Linked DNA regions of Homo sapiens: all the other regions are linked to region 5. A link is a contact called in ENCODE Hi-C data. All regions are on one chromosome and are shown on one strand. The core of a region is the stretch at or near the end of the contact, and the rest is flanking DNA. Distances in the headings are between cores, read along the strand shown.

Region 1 (3,469 bases), core at 908-3,407, 1.1 Mb after region 5:
CTAAGATGTGATCAAGCTGTTGCCCTGTGAGTCTTTCCATATGGCTATTTCTCACAGTATAGCATTTGGCCTGAGTGAGCAAATTGAGAACTTGAGATAGTACCCAAGAAGGAAGCCATAGAGTTTTTATCACCCACTCTTGGAAATGACATGCCATCATTTCTGCCTTATTCTATTGTTTAGAAGTGAGTTATTAAGCATAGCCCACACACAAGAAGAGAGATTACACAAGAGTGTGGTTGCCAGCCTGTGGGATCTAGGGCCATCTTACAGGCTGCCTGCCATAGGCTGTCTGTCCTCAGGTTTGCAGAATGGCTGCCACCACCAATGCATCAATAGTCTTCCCTGAAGTAAGATGCCCTAAAAGGATCTTTTTGGCCCTGCACTGAAACCTTTTCTGATCTCCCCACTCCTCAATTCAATTCAATCAACATTTTTTGAGTGTTTGCTTTAGGACAGGCCCATTGCTACTTGTGAGGATTACATGGATCATGTCTTCATAGAGCTCACAAGTCTTATAGAAGAGATATAGACTCATAGAGCAAAGAATTGTAGTATACTGTGGGAGATCGAATGTCCCAGCAGCTGAGGAAGGATGCAGGAGAAATGAACTGAGGTTCAAGGAAGCAGTGGAAGAAATGGTTCAGGTGGGTTTTGGAGGATCAGTTGGAGGTAGGTGGCATGGGGGAGATAGGGCAAAGGCATTCCAGAATGTAAATGTTACAGAAAAGTATTAAGAATAATGTGCCTGTAGTTCCACGTTCGATTACCCTACTGTTAACATTTTCTTACGTTTATTTTTAGGTCTCTCTCTCTCTTTTTTTTTTTTTTGAGACAGAGTCTCACTCTGTCACCCAGGCTGGAGTGCAGTGGTGTGATCTCGGCTCACTGCAACCTCTGCCTCCCAGGTTCAAGCGATTTTCCTGCCTCAGCCTCCCGAATAGCTGGGATTACTGGCATGTACCACCACGCCAAGCTAATTTTTGTATTTTTAGTGGAGATGGGGTTTCACCATGTTGGTCAGGCTAGTCTCTAACTCCTGACCTCAAGTGATCTGCCTACCTTGGCCCCCCAAAGTGCTGGGATTACAGGCGTGATCCACCACGCCTGGCCAGGTCTTTCTTTTTAATAGAAATCATGACAGATCTATCTGAAGTCCTGTTTGCTTCTCCCCACATTTTCCGCTACTCCTTCTTTCACCCCTTTACCATTACCATGGTATCCATCTAGTTCATCTTATATACTTTTACACACATAGATTTTCTGTAAACAGTATATACTGTTCTAATTTACCTATTTTTAAATTTATATAAATCATTTCACAGTGTACATATTTGTTGGCATGTCGCTATTTCAATAACTTAAGTAGTTGTGACCTAGCAAATGTTGACACATATAGGATTCCTTTGTTTTATTTGTTGTAGTATATCACTGTAGGGACATTTGGTGTTTTATTTATGCGAGACTTATTGGACATTTCTGCTGTTCACATTTTCCGCCAGGAAGCTGGCCTCCTTGAACATGTCTTGTGCACACCTGTAGGAGTGTCTGTATTTTTCTTTTCTTTCTTTCCCTTTTTTTTTTTTTTTTTTTTTGAGACGGAGTCTCGCTCTGTTGCCCAGGCTGGAGTGCAGTGGCAGTGACCTGGGCTCACTGCATCCTCCGCCTCCCGGATTCAAGCGATTCTCCTGCCTCAGGCTCCTGAGTAGCTGTTATTACACGCACGCGCCACCACGCCTGGCTAATTTTTGTATTTTAGTACAGAAGGGGTTTCTCTATGTTGACCAGGCTGGTCTCGAACTCCCGACCTCAGGTAATCCGCCCGCCTCTGCCTCCCAAAGCGCTGGGATTACAGGCGTGAGCCATCGCACCCGGCATTTCCGTATTTTTCTAGACGTGAAATTGCTGGGTCATAAAATGGACATTTTAAATTTCATCACACGGAATTGTCCTCAAAAGTGGCCGTTCTATACATTTTGCCCCACAGCTATCTCTGAGTCTGTTGTTACTCCTTGCTTTCCCCCAAAGCGCAAGCAACTGAGACCGCGCAAGGTGCGAGCCGGCTCACGGGCGGTCAGCGCCTCCCGCGCAGTTGGTACGTCCCGGATGGCTCCCCCGCGGCGGGGGTTGGTTAAGTCTCCGCGCGCTGCGCCTGCGCCCGCCCCGAGAGCGTGTCTCTGGCATCGGACGCGCGCGCCCCTCCCCCTCCCCCCGCGCTCCCAACGTGTGGCGGCTCGCGACCCCCGGCAACCCGGAGAAGGTCTACAGAGCGGCCTGCGCCAGCGAGTGAGTACCCGCCGCCTGCGCACAGCTCCGCCCACCCCTCCCTGCCTCCTTTTCTTCCTCAGCGGGTCCGCGGCCCGCTACTCTCCGGGAGGGGCGCTTCCCGACGCCAAGGTAGGCCTCTCCCGACGCCGGGGCGGCCCTTCCTGATGCCGGGGTGTGTCTCTCGCGACGCGGGGGTGGGCTCCGGACGCCGGGGCTGGCCTTGCCGAAGTCGGGGGTGGGTCCCTCCGGACGCCGAAGTGGGCTCGGGATGCGGGGCTGGGACCCTCCCGATTCCGGGGCGGATTCCGGACGCCGGGACCGGCCATTACTGGTGCCGGGTTGGGCTTCTCCAGATGCCGGGGCTGGGTCCTTCCCAAGGTTGAGGTGGGTTCGGGACGCGGGTTGGGTCTCCCCTGACGCCACGCAGGGCCCCTCGGAACGCCAGGTTGGGCTTTGCACCTTCGGTTGCCGGGCGGGTCCCTTTCACACCTGGGGGGCGGCCTGCATCCTCCCGGGCGTCGGGCGAGCGCCGAGCTCCCTCAGCCGTGGTCCGCGCCGCCTCACGCCTCGGGGCGCCAGGCCCGCGCTCCTTCCCGTGCCGGGTTGCTGTTTTGTTGTGTGATCCTCGTTTTCTCTAATTATTTGCCCCGAAAATAACCCCCAGCGCACTCCTTGGAGATCCCTATCGTCCTAGACGATTTCGCCCCCGCAGGGCCGGCGCGTTTCCAGGTGCTTAGGCAGCGCCGCAGGCTTCTCGAGCGCCACAGCCGGCGGGCTGGTGCCCTGCCGCTCAGTTAACGGGGCGCGAGTCCCGGGCAGTAGTGGAGCTGGATTTGAATCCCAGCAGCTGGACTCCAGTGTTCTTTCATTTAATCACTACATCGCACCGAGATATAGAAATGACACCCGGAAAAAGTGAAAAGTTTATGCTTCTGTCTTTATTGTTTTCCTGTCAAGGGAGGCAGTGCCTTGTAGTCGAATGAAAGTGTGTTTTTGGAATCAGATACATTCAGCTTCAACTCTCAGCCCTTTACCAGCTTATCCGCTGTTTGCGTTAAGTTTCCTCATGTGGAACATCGTGATATGAATACCTACGACGCAGAGTTGTTGTGATACTAGATACTAAAGTGTTTGGATTGTATTGTTACACACTTGTCCTAAACTGAGGCTGAATATAAACTGAAAAAATGGAAAATGAAGT
Region 2 (3,171 bases), core at 617-3,116, 1.4 Mb before region 5:
AAAGCAATAAAAAAAAAACAAGAAAAAATAATATAAATAAAAAAATCAATACAACAACTTTTTTTTTGAGACAGTCTTGCTTTGTTGCCTAGGCTTGAGTGCAGTGGTACCATCACAGCTCACTGCAGCCACAACTTCCTGAGCTCAAGTGAGCCTCCCACTTCAGCCTCCTGAGTAGCTGGGACCACAGGCTGGTCTCGAACTCCTGGGCTCAAGTAATCCTCCTGCCTCAGCCTCCCAAAGTGTTGGGATTACAGGAGTGAGCCACCATGCTTGGCCCCAACAGCTATTTACATAGCATTTACATTGTATTAACTAGTAGTGTAAATAATTTAGAGGTGATTGGGCCGGGCATGGTGGTTCACGCCTGTAACCCCAGCACTTCGGGAGGCCGAGACGGGCAGATCACGAGGTCAGGAGATCGAGACCATCCTGGCTAACACAGTGAAACCCCGTCTCCACTAAAAATACAAAAAATTAGCTGGGTGTGGTTACAGGCGCCTGTAGTCCCAGCTACTCGGGAGGCTGAGGCAGGAGAATGGCGTGAAGCCGGGAGGCAGAGCTTGCAGTGAGCCGAGATCACACCACTGCACTCCAGCCTGGGCGACAGAGCAAGACTCCATCTCAAAAATAAAATAAAATAAAATAAAATTTAGAGGTGATTTAAATTATACCTCTAAATAATTAACCTGGGACAGAGGATGTGCATAGGTTATAGGTTATACGCAAATACAGATGCTCCTTGACTTATGATGGGGTTACAACCAAATACATCCATCGTATAGATTGACCATATGGCGAGTTGAATTTACAATGGGTTTATCCAGATGTAACCCTATTGTAAGATGAGAAGCGTTCTGAATGCCCATTGCTTTTGCACCATTGGCAAGTCAAATCCCAATTGAAGCCATCATAAATTGGGGACTGACAGTACAATGCTACTTTATATAAGGGACTTGAGCATTGTGGATTTTGGGGGGAGGGTCCTGGAACGAATCCCCTGTGGATACAGAGGGACTGCTGTATATATACATCTACAGGGCAAGATAGTTTATTTTTAAAAATTATACCATGTCGATTGTGATGACTGGCATATAGATTATGATGGTTTTTCTCTGATGTTGTATACTGAAATGTTTTCATAGGACCAAGAATGTTAGAAAAATAAAGATCTTAAATACAATATGATAAATTTATATATATACTATTTGATTCTGTTAGCTATATTTTGTTTTATATCAGTGATCATAAGTAAAAAATGGTTTTATAATTTTATTTTTATGTTAACCTTATCTGATTTGAGAATTAAAAATTCTAGTTTCATAAAATGAACTGGATAATTTTTATACTTTTTCTATTTTCTTGTACAGCACACTGTCCAGTAGAAATATAATGCAAGAACACATGTGACTTAATGTTTGTAGTAGCCACTTAGAAAAGTAAAAAGAAATATGTGCAATGAGTTTTAATAATATATTTAATTCAATACGTCCAAAGTAGTGTCATTTGAACATGTTATCAACATAAACATGAATGAAATATTTCACCTTCTATTTTTGTACTAAGTTTTCGAAATCTGTTCTTTTATATTGATAGCACTTCTTAATTCAGACACGAAATTTTCATAAGAAGTACATGATTTGTATTTAGGTTTCATAAAATTTACAATTCAAAAAGTAGATTCACATACGCGAATCGTTTCAAACATACCTCTGGGCCCAGCGCCTCGCCCTGTCCTCGCCGGGTGAAGTCGGCCCTGACTGCAGCCTGCGAAGCACCCGCCCATTGTCCCCGGAGAGGGCGCCCTGGACGCAAGCGCAGAGCCCCGGGAGGCGCGGGAAGCCGGAGGAGGGCGATGGGGGCGAGGCAGGAAGAGTACGTGGGGCCGAGGGGGGCGAGCGCTGGGCCGCCCGCAGCCGGAGAGTGTCGCCCCTCCTGAAGGCCCTGGGCAGGTGAAATGAGGACCAGCGCTGACAAAGGGCAGGATGCAGAAGACTCCTGACTTTGGATCTCAGATCACCCTCGGAAGCTCCGATTCGGATCCGCGTCCACAGACCCGGCGACCTCAGACAGACCGGGCGTCCGGGGAAGAGGCGGCGGCAGTGAGCACCGCAGTGAGGAAACCAGGCTCCGGCGATCCCCAGGCCTTACGCCCGACCCCAGGGCATTTGGGAGCAGGTCTGCGTCCGGGACCAGCACACTCTGGACGGGAGCTCTGCCTTTCTGGGGTCCTCCAGCTGAAGGATGTGAGTTGCAAGAAACCCATTCTGTAGACCTCGAAATCAGCGGGGAGCCCCAGGCACTTGTGGGGGGACTTTGATGTGGCTCCCACGCATCCACCCGGCACCGCGTGGATTGCCAGGGGCAGGACGAGCTTGAGTGGACGCTGGGTTCGCTGAGCCCCCCAGAGGCTCCTCGCCCTGGGTCACCTGTGCCGCCTTGGACCACCCAGAGAAACCTTTCCTCCCACCAGGTGAGCCGCAGGCCAGGCGCCAGGCCTGAGTGTGCCCGGGACGGGGATTTCTCTGTGAACGGCCCATCATCCCATAATATCCACGTTGTCTTAGCCTCATGTTCTGAAGAAACACGAATTTCATACACAAGCGTGGATTTTTGCATGTTTTAAATTGTAAATGCGACTAACTCCAAGGAAGTTGGAACTTGAAGCAGGCTCAAAGCAAACTTAGTCGCGTCATCCGCCACCATCCTCCAGGGTAAACCGAGGAGCACAGTTAATTGGTTTTCCACGGGTATTTGCCACTTGTCAGATGGGCTGTTATGGACGTAACCACGTAATTCCTGGAACCCAGTGAGAGTCAGCTTCCTTTACGGGCGTCTGACAAGATGTGCTCAAACACCTTGAAGATCTTTATGGAAACAACTTTTGGCTCTTTATCAAGATGTCATTCAGGGCTCTGAACAGTCGAATACGTTGTGGATGGGTTTGCTGTAGTTATACAGTGTGCATTTGATACTTGTCAATAGCGCTAGTAATGTTATTGCAAAAATAAAACCTTCTTTAAAAAAGAGGCCGGGCGCGGTGGCTCACGCCTGTAATCCCAGCACTTTGGGGAGGCTCAGGCAGGTGGATCACGAGGTCAGGAGATGGAGACCATCCTGGCTAACATGGCGAAACCCCGTCTCTAGTAAAAATACAAAAAATTAGCCGGG
Region 3 (3,471 bases), core at 961-3,460, 1.7 Mb before region 5:
ACCATCCTGGCTAACACGGTGAAACCCCGTCTCTAATAAAAATACAAAAAATCAGCCGAGCGTGGTGGTGGGTGCCTGTAGTCCCAGCTACTCGGGAGGCTGAGGCAGGAGAATGGGGTGAAGGTGGGAGGCGGAGCTTGCAGTGAGCCCAGATAGTGCCACTGCACTCCAGCCTGGGCGACAGAGCAAGACTCCGTCTCAAAAAAAAAAATAAGATAAACTAAAAATAAATAAATAAATAAATAAAATTACAAAAAAATCCAAAAAAATTTGTTTTAAAATTTTTAATGAGATGAGGTGTCACTATGTTGCCCAGGCTGGTCTTGAACTGATGAGCTCAAATGATCCTCCTGCCTTAGCCTCTCAGAGTGCTGGGATTACAGGCATGAGCCACCACACCCGGCTAATTTTTTGTATTTTTTAGTAGAGACGGGGTTTCACCGTGTTAGCCAGGATGGTCTCGATCTCCTGACCTCGTGATTCGCCTGCCTCGGCCTCACAAAGTGCTGGGATTACAGGCATGAGCCACCGCGCCCGGCCTCTGGGTGACTAAGTTTTAACATTAAGTAACTCATTAACAATTTCTAAGGCCCTTTATGTCACAACCTAAGTGAAAAGCCATTATCCTTTGCCACAAATAGAAGACACCTGTGAAAACACGACAGTTTCCTCTAGAAGGCTCCTATAAGTCCCAGTCTCTAGTTCGGAAAGTTCCAGGAGCACTGAGTGGGGAGCCCTCTCCTTTAACAGGGGGCCTCAGGATCCAGCCCACTTCAACCTCTGGCTCGGCCACCCCCTTCTTGGCATCAATCTCTCTGTCCAGACCCCTCGAAGCTCCCGATTCCACTCAGCCCCAGGTGTGGGCCGGGGCTGAACTAGGAAGACAAAGCCGCATTCAATCTCAGTCTGAGTCCAGCCCCTCGGGCCTCCCCCGGGCGGGTGGGGCAGAGGTCCCTGCAGCCTCCACCAGGAACCGGGCCCCTAGGTCTGGGAGGTCCAAGCCGGCAGCGGGCCAGGCGCTGCCCAAAGCCTGCCCAGAGGCGGCGCTGGGCCAGTCCCTTTATAATTTGCGCCCTTCCTGGTTCCACAGAGGATTGAGGAACGCCTGAAATTAGAACGCAAATGGGCCGTGCGTGGTGGCTCACGCCTGTAATCCCAGCACTTTGTGAGGCCGAGGCGGGCGGATCACAAGGTCAGGAGTTCGAGACCAGCCTGGCCAATACGGTGAAACCTCGTGTCTACTAAAAATACAAAAATTAGCCAGGTGTGGTGGCGGCCGCCTGTAGTCCCAGCTACTCGGGAGGCTGGGGCAGGGGAATCGCTTGAACCCGGGAGGCGGAGGGTGCAGTGAGCCGAGATTGCGCCACTGCACTGCAGCCTGGGCAACAGAGCGAGACTCCGTCTCAAAAACAAACAAACAAAAAACAACAAAAAACAACAACAACAAAAAAACAATGAAGGCGTGGGCCCCCATCAATATCGGGCTGGGCTGGGCGGGGCGAGGTGGCCCCTACACCACCGGGGGCAGGGCCCGTTGCTCCCGTTAGCGGCGCTCTCGGGCCGCCCCTGCCCCGGGAAGCCGGTACGGTTCTGGGCTGGTCACTGCTCTGCATCCACGAGCATCGGCCCTGATACCGCCTAGAAAGGCCCATCGTTCCCGCCTCCCGGGCCCCTGCGCGCCTCCGTCCAGAGGCCCAGAGGAAGCTCCTGAGCGGGGAAGCGCCCTGGGCGGCAGCGAAGGCAGCGGTCGCTCCCGGCTTCAACCGCCCAGTCCCCCGCGCCACCCAGAGCCCCTCACGCCCGGGAAAGAGCCCCGAGAACGTGCGAATGGGGTCGGGGTCCGCGCGCGGAGGAGATGTTGCTGAGAAGGGTACCGGGGTCCCGGAGCGCCGCCCCCGCCGCCCGCCCCCCGCCCCGGCTGCGGTCGACCTGCACTCCCACTCCAGCCTTACCTGAGGCCGACTCGCACGAGCCCACGCGGGGCTGCGGGAGCCGATCGGGATCCCGGCCGCCGGCCCCCACCCCACCCCCTCGCGGCGCCGGCGACGGCGGTGCTGCGGCCCCTTTAAATCCGGGCCGCCCCGCCCTGCGCCGTCGACTCCGCGGCGGCCCCAGATCCAGGCCCCAGATCCAGGCCGGGCCGCGGCTCTCGCCGCCCAGCCCAGCCCAGCCCGGCCCGGCCCGGCCCTGCCGCGGAGGCGAGGCCGCCAGTGTCCCGCGCCCCTGATATCTGCAGTGAGCCTGATACCTGCCTCTGCCCTTCTGAGCCTGTTCCTCTTCCCTGAGTACAGGGCACAAAGCTTGCGCCCTGAGGGGCGGCCGGCGCGCTCCCTGGCCCGGTCCCCGCCCGGCCCCGGGCCCCCCGCCCCTCCCCGACCCGGGGCCGGGGCCCCTGCCGCCGCCGCCGCCGCCTTCCGACCCCTGCGCCCCGGCCCCGGTCCCCCGGGCCATGCAGCCTCGGCCCCGCGGGCGCCCGCCGCGCACCCGAGGAGATGAGGCTCCGCAATGGCACCTTCCTGACGCTGCTGCTCTTCTGCCTGTGCGCCTTCCTCTCGCTGTCCTGGTACGCGGCACTCAGCGGCCAGAAAGGTGAGCGCGACCCCCGCCCGGCCCGCACCTGGCGCACCTGGGCGTCGGCGGCGGGAGCGGGCCCGGCGGTGGCCGCGGAAGGCGGCCGGAAGCCGACGCAGGCGCCCCTTCCCCGCCCGGGCGGCGCGAGGACGCCCCTCCCACCCTCCCCCACTTGTTTGCTGCTGGAGCCGCGGCGTTCTCCTCGGGCCCGGGCCGCGCCCGTGGGTGCTCCGGACCGGACTCCGCGGGCGCAGCTGTCCCGACGCTGAGCTGGGGACCCGTGGGGTTCTCGGAGAGGGGCAGAGACCCAAGGTCACAGAGGTCCCGGAACGCCAGCCACAGCCACCTGGGCAGGAGCTGGGGCGGCGTGAGGGACACAGGCGCGAGGGCACCCCCCCACCCTGCTGCCTGCTGCCCCGCGCCGGCCTGGGCGACCCCGGCGTGACACCCGGTCCTGGGACTCCCTTCGGCGCCCAGAACGCGTCGGCAGCATCCGGCCTGTGGGAGGGAGGGAGGGAGGGAGGGAGGCGTCCTGAGGCAGCCCGGCCCCTGCTGCCCTGCGCTCCCGTGCGGCCCCAGCCCGTCCTCCGCACCCCGAGCTTCCCGGGCTGGCCCCCGCCCTCCGCGTGCGCCCAGCGCTCTTGCAGGCGGAGGGTGCGGGCCGATCCCCCCGCGCCGCCCCGCTGGCCGGTCTTGGCGATGGTGGGGCCGAGTAGGGCCTGAGCCCTCGGAGGCGCTCTTCCCCCGGCCTGGAGGTTCCGGGAGAGTGGCCTCCTGCCTGCCTGCCTGCTGGAGGCCTAAGCGGGCTGAGTCCAGCTGCCCCTCGGCCTCCCCGCCACCTGCTTCCCTGTTTCCCTGTCCCGGAGCGCCATCCCAGAGAGGCTGCGGAGGAGGGCGAGG
Region 4 (3,451 bases), core at 208-2,707, 1.6 Mb after region 5:
ATACCCTTCCAGAAATATATGCAGATGTGGCATATGTCCAATTAAAGAAACCTGATACATACTGTTAGAACTGTTCAGCATCTTGGTTTCAATTTTTATATAAAATTTAGGATTACGAAATATACCAAAGCAGCATAGAAAATGAGCCCCCCATCCCCCTGCCCCATGGCCCACCACACAGGTTAACAGATGTTAACATTTTGCATTGGCGCCTTGTTTATGGCTGTCTTGGAGATAGCCCCGTGTCGCCTCCAGCTGCCTCTTTGTGGTAACTGCCCAAGAGTCGTTATTGATTATATGCATGCACCCAATATTCATTATTCGACCTGTTCCAGCTCTTGGATATTTAGCAAATTACTGATTTTCTGCTTATATAATTGTGGTGGAGGTAATACCCCATTTTGTATAAATTTTGCCCGGGTGGGTGGGCTTCGAGGCAAAGGAGAACGAGGCTCGGCTTTGGATTAGGTTCACACTCCTGCTCCGCCACACTTCTAGTTGTGTGATCTGGAGTAAGGGAAGGCCCTCACTTTCCCCATCTGTAAAATGAACTGGCTATAGTAATCCCTCCGTCTCATAGCTGCTGAGAGGAATAGAAAACTAAAGTATAGACGCTTCACTGGGCTTAGTTCCCAGTTTCCCTGGCTAGGGAGGTCTCCGCGGGGACACCAAACTCTCAAGCCCAGCCTAGCAGCTAGAGCGCCCAGCGCCTGCACTTTTGCTTTAAACTACAACCTGTTCCCCGCCTCTCTTCCTCCACCGCCACGCTGGGGGCGTGGCGGTTAAATGTCTCTGTGACGTCAGCGCGAGCAGGGCCAATCTCCTTGCCCGGCAGACGTTAGCTCGTTTGCATGGGTGGTCCGCCATTGGTCTGTTGGGCAATCTGGGCCGTACCAGCTTTTTAAAGACGCCGTGTAGTATAAACAAGGAGAAGTGGGGCGGCCGGGCCATGATGTCAGCGCGGTGCTGCAGCTCTTGGGGGTGACGTCATCTCCGGGAAGGTGGCCGGCCCAGGGTTGTTAGAGCCAGCATAACCACTTGGGCCGCTCTCGCCCCGTCAGAGGTCAGACCCATTGCACTTCAGTATCTCAGGCGGCACCCTGTCCCCGAGGAGGGGACCATGACACAGTAAGTCCGTACTGCCGGTTCTCCTGGCGGGACCCATTTCTTCGGCAGGGAAACTGAGCCTCAGAGGCGCGAGTAGTTAGCGAGTTTGCATAGCAAGTTCGAGTTGCAGCCGATCGGTTTTGCCCACCCTGGGGTCTCCCCATCTTTATGTCAGGATATGCGGCCCCGCCCCTTGCTTTTGACTATGGCTGCGGTCCCTTTAAGTGCGAAGGTGGGGGCGAGGAGGAGGTTAAAAAAATTCAAGATGGTGGCCCACTAGTCACGTGCGTGGTCGCGGCGAGTGATTGGCTCTCAGGGCGGAGCTCCCGGCGCGGGGCGGGGCCCCTGCGGGCTTGCAGCGGGCTACTGTTTGCCGGAGCCTCCCGGCGCGCCCCCGCGAGCCCCCTCCCGTCTGGCGCGCGACCCCGCCGCTTCGAATGTTGTGAATCAAATGTGGGGTTTGTTACATTCCGCTGCCGCCGCGGACAGTTCTTAAAGGGCCAGCCGCCGGCTGCCGCGCAGACCCAGCTGCGTCCTGCGCCGCCTCCCGCTCCCTGAGGGCCTGGGCCGAGAGAGACTGATCGCGCGTGGGCCTCGCGAGGCAGACGCCGTCGGGCGGACAACAAAGAGAGAGGCCCCGGAAGGAGCCGGGCTGCCCCCGGACCCGGGGGTGGGGAGGGGAGCACATTGTTCCGCAGGGCGGGAGCTCTTAAAGGATCCAGACAGGCACCCCCCCCCTCCCCCGCCCCCTGCCCAGTTTGGCCGTCCTAGATCGGGAACAAAGGAGTCAACGTGTGGCCGGGCGGCCAAAGGTGAGTCGGTGCCAGGGCCCCCAACTTCCTATTCCCCCACCCATGGACCTTCTGTTCCCCTCCCCTGGGAATGGGGGCCGTGATCTAGGTGGCTCCGTAGGGGTTAATCACGGGCGGTCCAGACTGCGGGCAGCGAGACCCCAGGGATCAGGAACCCCCCCCAAGGCCCCCCGTGGCCGGGCCGTATCTCCCCTCTCCTGCAGCTGAGCGCTGCGGTTGGAGAGGAAGGAGCCGCCCCCCTCCCCCTGCGGCCGCCACTTCCTTTGTTGTTGCTTTTGTCTCACGCCGAGCACATGGTCCGGGATCCTCGGCTCTTAAAGTCGCAGCGTTCTGGCCCCTGCGCTGCAGTCTCGCCTCCCGCCCCCGGTGTCCCTCCGAGAGCGGCGCAAAAGAGTAGGAAGCGGACGAGGGAGGCCCCTCTCGGGGCTGTGTCCGCGCCTCGGCCCCCCAGCACTATGCCTGGGGAGGGGTGGCTGGGTAAGCTTCCCAGAGCCCCACAGCGTGCACTTGGCCCGCGTTGGGGAGCCCCCCCTTCCCCAGGACCCTGGTTTCCTCCCCCACTAGTGTGACCACCTGGTTTCTTCTGGACTCTTCTGGTTTTATTTGGGCGCTGTGGGAAGGAAAGATTTCCACCCCCATTTTATAGCTGTGCCAACTGAGGCGCTCAGAAGCAAAGGGATTTCCTTGACCAAGGTCACTAGGGAGTCTTCTCTCCTAGTCTGGTGGTCCGGCCCTCAGCGGCCTCCAGGCACCACACGTTGGGAAGCTCTGCTTGCGCTGGGCAGAGCCTGCTTGTTTCGGGTGGGGTGTGGGGAAGTAGGAAGGGGGGCTTCTCTTCCTGGCTGAGTCTGCTCATGCCCCCAGGGTCTGACTTTGTTTTTATCTGCAAAAGGGAGTGTCTCTTCCTGCAAACAGATCCCTGGGGCTCTTAGACCAAGGTCAGGGTAGGTGCTTGGGGCACTGGACTTAAGGGGTTGGCCGGCTCTCATGGGTGGGTGTGGGGGGTTATGTTAACTGCAAAATGCATTGCGTGCCTGGGGCGGACGGGGCTCAGCGACGGGACTCTCAAGACCCGTTCACACAGAGCTCCGTGATAGGACAGCATGGAGATGTGGACGGGCAGAGCAGTTGTTAGGGGAGGCCACCTGGCCACCCTTGCTATTTGACCTTGAGCAAGTTGCTAGCTCCAACTCTGGGCCTTGCTTGCTTCTCTGTACTACAGAGCTAAAGATGGGTGCCTGAAAGAGAGTGCTCTCCCAGCCTCCTGTATGGCTTGGAGACTCGGGATTAGGTGATTTCCTCCAGCTACTGATGCCACAGGAGTTATGGCTTGGGGGAGTTTGGGCCTAGGAGGCCAACTAGGACCAATTCCGTTCTCTCTGGTCTTGTGGCCTAGAGTAACTTACTTCCTTTCTCTCGGCTCCAGTTTTCTCAGCCATGAAGTGGGTGTAACCCTTCTACGCCACCCCTGTTCCTGGCAGGGCTTAAAGAACCAGGATCCACTCTTACCAGCTGAGGTATTCCCCTAGAGT
Region 5 (3,516 bases), core at 505-3,004:
TCTGTGACAGACACTTGAGGCAGAGACAGGGGCTAAAGCCTGCGGAAGTGGTGCTTAGTATCACCATATAGTGCTTCACGGCTGCACCGCAGTCTACAGTTTTTTCTCAGCCCTTCTATTTCATTATCTCATTTCATCTCCACAATAGCCTCGTGGGGGCAAACAGGACAGTAATTACCCTCACGCCATTTTACAGATCGGGAAACTGAGGCCTCGGAAGGCGAGGTGAGTTATCCAAGATCCCACAGTGAGAAGCAATCTCAACTCCCTGGGCAAGGTCCTTTCTACCTCAGCAGGTTGTCCTAAGCCAGGGGTCACGGGTTCCCCTCCATGGGCACACACTGCTGTGTATGTATTGCATATATGTCTGCCCAGCCCTCCATGCCTGTTTCTCCCAAGGACACTTGCAACCAGGCTGCCCTAGACTGCGGTCCACCAGGCCTGGAATCCCTCCTGCTGCCCCCCAGGTCAGGAAGAAATAGAGGAAACCTGCCTCATGGGGACTCCGAGTCGCTATGCTAGCTCTAGAGGCGGTGGCAGAGGCAGGCTGGCCGCATTCATTCACAGTCTGGCACATGCACACCACACGCTGCCAGCCGGTAGAGAAGCCCTGCCTGGGAGGGCCCTGGGAGGAGGCTGATAACCGCGCCCAGGATGGCCTCCTGCGTCCGCTCCCTCCCGAGGACAGCCAGGCCCAATCTGTTCCTATGTGGTTGGGGTCGGGGGGTGGCCCAGTGGGAGGCAACGGGTCTCAGTTCTCTTTCTGGATACAGCCAGGGCCCTGATTTCGGCTTGTCCCCAGGCCAGCCCTCACTTGGGCCAAAGGCTGTGGCCGGGACTGGACCGGGTGCTCTGGCGGTCAAGACCTAGGAATGTCCCCTACCCGCAGACCCGCAGCTGCAGCCTGGTGGACCGGCAGGGGGTTGGGGGATAAAGGAGGTGTGGGAGGAAGCGAGAGATCTCATGGGGAAGTCAGAGGGGCAAACGAGGTTGCATCCCCACGGAATTTGTGTCAGGAAAGCAGGGGTGAAGGCGAGGGTTCCCCAAAGCTGCGGGAGGTCCCGGAGCTACCTGGGGGGCGGGGTGGGAGGCGCGTCTCCTCCTGGCCCCTCCCTGAGGCCTGCCGGGAGCGGCTGGGCCGGGGGGCGGAGGCCGAGGTCAGACGCCGGCGCCAAGGACGCCTGCCCCACCCAGCCGTGGCGCAGGGGTCCCGCGCGCTGCTCCCTGGAAAGCGCGTTTGCAGGGGTTGGGGAGAGCAAGGTAGCCTGCCGCCTGCCCCTCCAGCGGAGCATCGGGGTCGGTCCCCGATCCGGTGCCTCGGTGACCGGGAGCAGGGGACACCTGGGCGCACGCCGCACCTTGCCACCCCCGCCCATCTCTCAGACGGGAGCCTCGGCCAGCGGGACAGCAGCTTTGCCAAGGACGCCCGAAAACAAGACCTTGGCGACCCGCCCCACCCCTCCCCACCCCCCGAGTCCAGCCCGGGTCCCCAGCCCCTCGCGCGCCCCACTTACCATGGTGGCGACGCGCTCGCCGGCCCGCGGCTCCGCAGCCCTTGCGCGTCGCAGCTCCCCCGCGCGGATTTGAACCCTCCTGCAAGGCGTCGGCTCGGGCCGGGACTGCGTGCCGGGTCGGAGCGGCGGAGCGGCAGGCGCCGGGAAAACGCGGGCGGGCGCCGGCGCCGGAGCCGGATTGGCGAGGGAGGGACGCGCTCCGCGGCGCTCGATCGCCTGCCCCAAAGGCGGAGGGAAAACCCGGCCTGACTCACCGGCGCGCGGCAAGCCCACAGCCCGGCCCCGGCCCCCGGATGTGGGGGGCGGGGCCGCCTACCCGCGAGCCAACCTGGGCCCCGCCCGGCCCCGACCGCGCCCCCGGCCCTGACCCGCAGAGGCGCCGCACGGCGGTGGCGGGCGAAACCTGGACCGGCTGCGCCTCGCGTCGCTGCCTCCTTGAGCGCCCCGGCTCGTTCCCGAGGGGTGGGCAGCCCCGAGCGCGGCCCACGCCCCAGAGAGCGCACAGCGCCCCCGCTTCTCCTCCTCCGCCGTTCGCCTCGCCCGCCTCCTCTAAGGAAGAGGCGCGTGAGGTCCCTCACCTCCCTAATTGTAGCCGCCTCCTCTCCGGAAAACCTGATTTCCCCCCTTTGGGGATGAACCACAGTAGTACTTTGAGAAGTGAAAAGATTTTACCCCACGACTCTGGCTGAATTGGGCACAGAGTTATTTTCTTTTTGCCTCCAAAGTATTCTAGGGGCAGCAAAATCAGGTGCCTTCAGGGGCCAGAAAAATTACGCAAATGAGTCGTGAGCTTCCTACTAAGACAGTAGGAAGACATGGAAACAGACACAGACACGTAAAGGAGTCATATTCGAAAAATTAAAACACCGTTTCTAATTCAAAAGTTAAGCATAGAGTTACCATATGATCCGGCAATTATAGTCCTCAAACAAGTAATGTTCTTGGCAGTACTAGTCACAATAGTCAAAGAGCCAAAAGGTGGAAACAGCCCAAACTAACAATTGATGAGGGTGTAAGCAAACAATGGTAGATCCATTCAGTGGAATATTATTCAGCCATAAAAAAGAAATGAACGCCATGTGATGACTCATGTCTGAACTCTCCCAGCACTTTTGGAGGCCAGGAGTTCAGGAACAGCCTGGGCAACTCACAAAACTCCATCTCTATCTTAAAAAAAAAAAGACCTGATGTGGTGGCTCACCCCTGTAATCCTAGCATTTTGGGAGGCCGAGGCAGGCGGCTCACTTGAGGTCAGGAGTTTGAGACCAGCCTGGCCAACATGGCGAAATTCTATCTCTACCAAAAACACCAAACATTAGCCAGGCATGGTGGAGCGAGCCTGTAATCCCAGCTACTCGGGAGGCTAAGGTAGGAGAATTGCTTGAACCCAGGAGGCAGAGTTGCAATGAACGGAGATTGTGCCACTACACTCCAGCCTGGATGATGGCGTAAGCCTGTCTCAAAAAAAAAAAGAAAGAAAAGAAAAGAAAAAGAGGAATGAAACACTGATGATACCTGCTACAACATGGATAAACCTCCAAAACATGGCAAGTGAAAGAAACCAGACACAAAGCCCACATGTGTTAATGATGCCATTTATAATAAGTAAATCCAGACAAACAGAAAGCAGATTAGAGCCAGAGGCTGTGGGGAGAGAGAAAGGCAGAGTGATTGCCTAACAAGCATAGGGTTTCCTTCTGGGATGAGGAAAATGTTTTGGAGCCTGACAGAGGTGGTGGTTGCACAACGTTATGAATATACAAATGTCATTGAATTGTTTGCTTTAAAACGGCTAATTTTATGGTATGCACATTTTACCTCAATTAAAAAACATCTTGTCACTTGTGGAACAGATTTGGTCTACGGCCCACAAATTTGCAACCCCTTGTGTTCTATGCTGTTCTTACCAATTCTTGCTAGGACAGCATAGAACCTCTAGGAAGAACTTCTGGCCAGGCATGGCGGCTCACGCCTGTAATCCCAGCACTTTGGGAAGACGAGG

What was found. A loop is a pair of places that touch in the nucleus more often than their neighbours do. Pooled maps may share reads with other maps.
Region 1: a pooled map shows a loop between it and region 5 (3-fold over the local background). The contact joins the promoter of UIMC1 here to the promoter of N4BP3 in region 5. A Hi-C loop is called at or near these places in 5 of 50 pooled maps.
Region 2: a pooled map shows a loop between it and region 5 (3-fold over the local background). The contact joins the enhancer-like site here to the promoter of N4BP3 in region 5. A Hi-C loop is called at or near these places in 3 of 37 single-sample maps with no recorded cell type and 2 of 50 pooled maps.
Region 3: a loop to region 5 is called in a map of OCI-LY7, with 7 times the contacts of the local background. The contact joins the promoter of MGAT4B here to the promoter of N4BP3 in region 5. A Hi-C loop is called at or near these places in 2 of 168 maps with a recorded cell type or tissue (GM12878 and OCI-LY7), 23 of 37 single-sample maps with no recorded cell type and 10 of 50 pooled maps.
Region 4: a loop to region 5 is called in a map of GM12878, with 7 times the contacts of the local background. The contact joins the promoter of RNF44 here to the promoter of N4BP3 in region 5. A Hi-C loop is called at or near these places in 2 of 168 maps with a recorded cell type or tissue (CD8-positive, alpha-beta T cell and GM12878), 3 of 37 single-sample maps with no recorded cell type and 8 of 50 pooled maps.

Annotation. Positions count from the first base shown.
Region 1 is chr5:177,005,467-177,008,935 of GRCh38, reverse strand. It overlaps UIMC1 (ubiquitin interaction motif containing 1), which reads left to right and starts at 2,157. Exons shown (of 15, transcript NM_001199298.2): 1 at 2,157-2,286. RefSeq lists silencers at 2,032-2,131, 2,142-2,531, 2,902-2,951.
Region 2 is chr5:179,529,451-179,532,621 of GRCh38, reverse strand. All of the region lies in intron 4 of LOC128966623 (a long non-coding RNA gene), which reads right to left. Among named protein-coding and RNA genes, the nearest start is that of RUFY1, 20 kb to the left of the region's middle. RefSeq lists enhancers at 1,639-2,244, 2,245-2,851. Within about 2 kb of position 1,866, at least 13 of the 41 ENCODE cell types and tissues checked have a DNase peak (open chromatin) inside an H3K27ac peak, as active enhancers do.
Region 3 is chr5:179,805,605-179,809,075 of GRCh38, reverse strand. MGAT4B (alpha-1,3-mannosyl-glycoprotein 4-beta-N-acetylglucosaminyltransferase B) reads left to right here and starts at 2,210. Exons shown (of 15, transcript NM_014275.5): 1 at 2,210-2,589. The coding sequence starts at 2,493. It also overlaps a transcript of SQSTM1 not described here. RefSeq lists silencers at 1,466-1,635, 1,806-2,365, 2,596-2,665, 2,796-2,925, 2,936-3,355 and an enhancer at 2,393-3,054.
Region 4 is chr5:176,535,408-176,538,858 of GRCh38, reverse strand. It overlaps RNF44 (ring finger protein 44), which reads left to right and starts at 1,457. Exons shown (of 11, transcript NM_014901.5): 1 at 1,457-1,919. It overlaps LOC124901143 (a long non-coding RNA gene), which reads right to left and starts at 930. Exons shown (of 2, transcript XR_007059071.1): 1 at 736-930. RefSeq lists enhancers at 464-643, 884-1,323 and silencers at 1,434-1,693, 1,774-1,963.
Region 5 is chr5:178,111,770-178,115,285 of GRCh38, reverse strand. It overlaps N4BP3 (NEDD4 binding protein 3), which reads right to left and starts at 1,754. Exons shown (of 5, transcript NM_015111.2): 1 at 1,515-1,754. RefSeq lists silencers at 1-54, 665-714, 1,065-1,384, 1,465-2,014 and enhancers at 525-584, 113-626.